Regions from separate parts of the Homo sapiens genome. Here region 1 is linked to region 2. Evidence: read pairs that join two places in POLR2A ChIA-PET (ENCODE). Cell type or tissue: Caco-2. All regions are shown on one strand. Each heading gives the region's core, and the rest is flanking DNA. Links, peaks and the distances in the headings are about the cores only.

Region 1 (2,931 bases), core at 310-2,809, 400 kb before region 2:
CATGGTGGATCACACCTATAATCCTAGCAGTTTGGGAGGCCAAGGCGGGAGGATTGCTGGAGTTCAGGAGTTCAAGACCAGCCTGGGCAACATAGGAAGACCTCATCTGTACTAAAAAAAAAAAATTAGCCTAGGCCAGGCGTGGTGGCTCATGCCTGTAATCCCAGCGCTTTGGGAGGCCGAGGCAGGTGGATCACGAGGTCGGGAGTTCAAGACCAGCCTGGCCAAGATGGTGAAACCTCATCATTACTAAAATACAAATATTAGCCGGGTGCGGTGGTAGGTGCCTGTAATCCCAGCTACTCGGGAGACTGAGGCAGGAGAATCACCTGAACCTGGGGGGTGGAGGTTGCAGTGAGCCTAGATCGCACCACTGCACTCCAGCCTGGGTGACAGTGAGACTCCGTCTCAAAAAAAGAAAAAGCCGAACGTAGGGGGTGCGCCTGTATTCCCAGTCACTTGGGAGGCTGAGGTGAGAGGATAGCTTAAGCCTGTGAGGTGGAAGTTGCAGTGAGCTAGGATCACGCCACTGCACTCCAGCCTGGGTGACAGTGAGACCCGATCTCAAAAAAAAAGAAACAAAGGTAATTGAAACCTTTCACTTAGAAAAGCTGGGATTTCGTTATATTCTTTAAAGAGATGATATATGGGGAAATATGAAAATAGGTAGATAATTATGAAATCAGTTGGGGAAATCTGGAGAATCATTTTCTGTACATTATTTTAGATAAAATTGTACCTTAATTATCTCCAAAAAATAATTGATCCGTTTTTTAGTATTTCTTCAGATTGTCTTTCTTTGGTTTCACAATTCTATAACTGGAGAGGTTTCCCTTTATAAAACTCTACATACATTGCTATCATATTTTCACCTTAAACTTATTCCCTCATATCCTATCTTCACCAGAAATAGTGAATAGCTTCACTGATGTATACAAATTTTTCCTATCTATGATTCAGGAATCAGAGGATTTTTACAGTTAATGGGCTCATTTAACATTTGTTAAACTGTATTCTGTTGTGCGTTTTTTTTTTTAACTGAAGAAGTGTGATGTGTTGATAACTTTAAAAAATTTTTAATATTTTATTGCCTCTTTAATTTACTTATTATAATAGAGACAGTCTCAAATTCCTGGCCTCAAGTGATTCTCCCACCCAGGCTTCCCAAAGTGCTAGGATTACAAGTAAGAGCCTCTGTGCCAGCTTATAATAAATCTTATTCCAGTCTAAAATGAGAGGATTCTGTCTTGTCCTCCCCAGTTCCGTATTTGTGTGTTCCTTCTCTTCCAGTGAGGTACTCTGGCTCCCCAAGAGCGTTTTATATATTTACTCATTTGCTTAATGCTGCGACAAATACAAAATCATACAAAAATGCTGCTCCAATGTTATTACAAACAATAGACTTTTAAGGTAGAGCTCAAGAAATTTTTGCATTTCTCTTTATTTTCCAGTGAAAGGTATATACTTCAAATACTGTGTTCAGAAATTATTTGGATTAGTTATTTTCCTTGTTCTATATGGCTATGTTATTTATTCAGAAATCCTTACATTTATTTGTTTCTTCAGGTATTCAACTTTAGGTTTTCCCCATTCTTTTTTTTTTTTTTTTAAGACGGAGCTTCATTCTTGTCACCCAGGCTGGACTGCAATGGCGCAATCTCAGCTCACTGCAACCTCTGCCTCCCAGGTTCAAGTGATTCTCCTGCCTCAGCCTCCCAAGTAGCTGGGATTACAGATGCGTGCCACCACACCCGGCTAATTTTTGTATTTTTTAGTAGAGATGCAGTTTCACCATGTTGGCCAGGCTGGTCTCCAACTAATAACATGAAGTGATCGGCCCACCTCAACCTCCCAAAGTGCTGGGAATGCAGGCATGAGCCACCGCGCCCAGCCTCCATTCTTTTTTCTTTTCTTTTCTTCTCTTCTCTTTTCTTTTCTTTTCTTCCCTTCCCTTCCTTTTCCTTTTCTTTCTTTCTTTTTTTTTTTTTTCTGAGACAGAGTCTCACTTCGTTGCCCAGGCTGGAGTGCAATGGTGTGATCACAGCTTACTGCAGCCCTCACTTAGTGGGCTCAGGTGATCCTCCCATCTCAGACTCCCAAGTAACTGGGACTACAGGCACATGCCACCACACTCAGGTAGTTTTTGTAGAGACAAGGTTTCACTATGTTGCCTAGGCTGGTCTTGAACTCCTTGGCTCAAGCAATCTGCCCACCTCAGCCTTGCAAAGTGCTTGGGATTACAAGTATCAGCCACTGCATCTGACGTGCCTGTTCTTTTAAATTAAAAAAAAAAATTAATTATGTCATTTACTCTTAAATGTTCTTAAATAAAAACTATACAAAAATATGTAATCAATGAAATGTCATTCCTTCTTCTGTCCCTTCTACTCTTTCACTCATCTTCTTTAGATAACTAGTTTTTTTCATTTCTGGTTATCATTCCTCTACAGGATTTGTTTGTTCTACTTTTTGGTTTTCATTCTGTGTGTGTGCGAAAATATGTATATCTTCACATGTAATTATATATTCTTATTTCTTTCAGAAAATATAGCTACTCTATGTACTTTTTTATAGTTTTGATTTGTTTGATTTTTGGCTAATATATCGTGGATATATTTTTATCAGTTCATAGATATCTTCATTTTTTTTTTTACAGCTACATAATTTGTGATGTGCAGTCTGTGGGTGTCCATAGTTTAACCTACTAATGTAAGAGCATTTATGTGTTTTTCCTGTGGTTTGCAATTACAAATAATGCTACAATTCATCACCTTGTACATACATATTTTTATGCATTTAGAGCTGTATATTCAGGGTAAATTCCAGAAATGGAATTGTTAAATCAAAGGATAAACACTTTTGTAGTTTTGTTTGACGTTGCCAAATTCTTCCCTATAGAGATTATAGCATTTTATATCCCACCAGCAATGG
Region 2 (2,931 bases), core at 105-2,604:
CCTGAGTCAGGAGAATCACTTGAACCCAGGAGGCGGAGGTTGCAGTGAGCCGAGACTGTACCACCGCACTCCAGCCTGGGTGACAGAAGGAGATGCTCTCAAAAAAAAAATAATAAAAATAAAATCTTTTCATAAAGCATTTATCACCATTTGTACCTTATTATTTGCTTATTTGTAGGGAGGAGTAGAGAGACATATGGGTCTTATACTTGAGGACATAACCTATTATTGTTGTATTGAAGTTTTATAGTCTTAATTTGGTGTGCAACTTAATATGTTTGCTTTGTTTGATTAATCATGCCTATTTATTGCTCTGTTCCCAGTTAGAATTAAAGCCTTTTGAAGTTTATCATTGTATTTCTAGCACTTAGCACGGTGTCTTTAGTGTGTGTCTCTGCTCTCCCAGATAAAAATATATATTTTTTCCTGTTTTGAGCTTGAAACTTTTACTTACTCTGATGACCTTTTTCTTTAGTTAAATGCTTGTTATCCTCACTAAAAGACATTTAACACTTCAAAAAAGGTTTTATTGTGTCTGATGTAGTTATAAATTTCCCTCGTGTATTTCCTTTTCCTTCTTTCCCAACCCCTGCCAATTTCTTTTTATTTTTATAGGTTGTCACCAAAATATATTGAATTCCCTCAGTATACTTTTAAAGTAGTTGTGATGTTTATATTTAGTAATTCTAAAAGCATGAAAAGGATTTTATACCTTTTTATACTTTGTAGGAGTGTTATATTTTATAAAGATAATATTGGAATTACAAGATGTGTAAATTACCATTGATTATTTACAGGATGAGAAAGTATTTTTTTACAGGATGAGAAAATATTTTTAAGTGCCAGATTTAAAAAATTGTAAGCATTTTTTTAAGTCTTTTGGGCAATTGGCGTATTTTGTTTTTATCAGACACTAAAATTGTGGTATAGTTTAAAAGTTAAAAATTTTGGTAGTTATGAAATTACCCCATCTAGCCTTTGTTGAACTGCTTTTTAAAATCCATTACTGAGCTTTTGAAATGTGAGACAGGGTAACAAACACAAGAAGCCATGTTTGCTCCTTTCTGCTTGCCAGCATAATTTGACAAATCCCCCGACTCTATGACAATGTGCAGCTCTCTGGAGGAATGCCTTGAAGACAAAACAGAGGAGAGCACAGAGTCCCCCATGTCTCTTCCCTGAGTCACTACATTCCTTAAAAGATAAATGAGCCCAGCCTTGCCTTTTCTTACCTGAGATAACGTCCAGTGGGGTTAGTGATCATGTTTCTGCAATCCGTAACCGAATGCACTTTAGAAATCTATAACCAGATGTACTCTTAAACCCAGACCTTGAGGTGATTCTGCTTTAATGTAACTTCTGTTTGACGTGATTTTGCACATACTAAACCTCTACCACCTGTATGTACGCAGCGGGCTGAAACGCTGCTTGGGAGTGGTCTTACAGATTGCCCTGTAGCTCCCAGGCCATAGGCCTTAGTCTGTAGTCCTCAGTAAGACTTCTGAGTAAAGCTACTTCAATTCTTTAAAAATTTGACTTTATTCTTTAGTCAACAGAAACCAGTTAATCACACTGCATCCCAATTATTTCCTTATAGATATCTGAGCTGCATGAGGATTTTTAATTTTTGTGTCCTTTAGGCACTCAAAGATTATTTGTTAAATAAATAAGTGAAATGGTGTTGACTTAAAAATCAATTCTAAGCATGGTCAGCTTTCTAATCTCTGTTACCTTGTTATTTGCAGGTTTTGAATTAAAATATAAAAGTACACTGAGTGGGCACTGTGCTCCTGTTCTGGCTTGTGCTTTTTCCCATGATGGGCAGATGCTAGTCTCAGGGTAAGCTAGTTGGTTTAATTTTCCTAAACCATTTTTATATGAAATCAAACAGACACACGGAAAAGTACATGAAACCTCAAAGAATAGCTTGATGAGCCACCACAAAGGTCAAGAAATAGAACATTGCTGGTTCTGCCCCAGAAGCCCTCCCCTTGCAAGTGCCCCTTTTTGGTGACAACATGTTAGATCATATGCACTACTGCTGTTTTCTTTAAAACTGACCTAAAACAAATTATGCAATATGAATTATTTTGTCAGGCTTCCTGTACCCAACATTACACTTGTGACATTAATTCATATTATTGCCTGGAGCTGTGGCCCTTTGATTTTCATTGCTGTGTAATATTCCATGGCATGGATACATTATAATATATATAATAGTTCATTTTAATGTTAATGGTTATATGATTGTTTCTGGTTTGAGGGCATTACAATAATAATTCTATGAATATATTGTATGTCCTGGTGTACATGTTCATGCATTTCTGTAAGATAAGTACATAGGAATGGCCTTGCTGAGTCATAGAATACGTGCATTTTCAACTTTGGCAGATAACAACAGTTTCCAAGTGGCTGAACAATTAATACTTCTATAGCAGTGTTGTTTTGTATCCTAGCCTGTACTTGGTATTGTGAGTGTTTAAAATTTTAGCCGTTCTGATGAGTGTGTAGTGTTGCCTTACTATGGTTTTAATTTGCGTTTCCCCAGAACAAAGTGGTTGGAACCTTTTCAGAAGTTTATTAGCCATATGTATTTTCTCTTGTATGAAGTGCCTGTTCATGCCTCCGGCCCATTTTTTTCTCTAGGTTATCTTTTTCTTACTGATTTGTTGTTATATATGTATGTGTGTGTGTGTGTATTTTTATATTTGAGCCATTTGTTGCTAGTTGCAAATATATTTTCCCAGCCTCTAGATTTGCCTTTTCACAGTTTATAATTTTAGTGTAGTCAGCTTCTTTATGTTCTGAGGTCATGAAGATATTTTCCTATATTCTAAGACCTTCATTGTTTTGCCTTTCACACTTAATGTGTATGATGTGCAATAGGAATCCCATTTTATTCCTTTCTACGTGAATATCCAGTTGTCCTAG

Evidence for each region. Peaks named below come from ENCODE experiments on the same cell type or tissue, not always from the same donor. Only the 100,000 strongest peaks of a DNase experiment are listed, where the experiment ranks them.
Region 1: POLR2A ChIA-PET joins it to region 2 with 6 read pairs; 2 of 35 experiments call an interaction of 5 or more read pairs at or near these places.

What each region holds. Positions count from the first base shown.
Region 1 is chr2:159,673,395-159,676,325 of GRCh38, reverse strand. It overlaps a transcript of BAZ2B not described here. Among named protein-coding and RNA genes, the nearest start is that of MARCHF7, 38 kb to the left of the region's middle. In Caco-2, for the core only: no CTCF peak of the experiment used is centred there; no DNase peak of the experiment used is centred there.
Region 2 is chr2:159,270,610-159,273,540 of GRCh38, reverse strand. It overlaps WDSUB1 (WD repeat, sterile alpha motif and U-box domain containing 1), which reads left to right. Exons shown (of 11, transcript NM_001128212.3): 5 at 1,746-1,839. Among named protein-coding and RNA genes, the nearest start is that of WDSUB1, 15 kb to the left of the region's middle. RefSeq lists enhancers at 854-1,353, 1,354-1,855. In Caco-2, for the core only: no CTCF peak of the experiment used is centred there; a DNase peak (open chromatin) is centred at 1,130.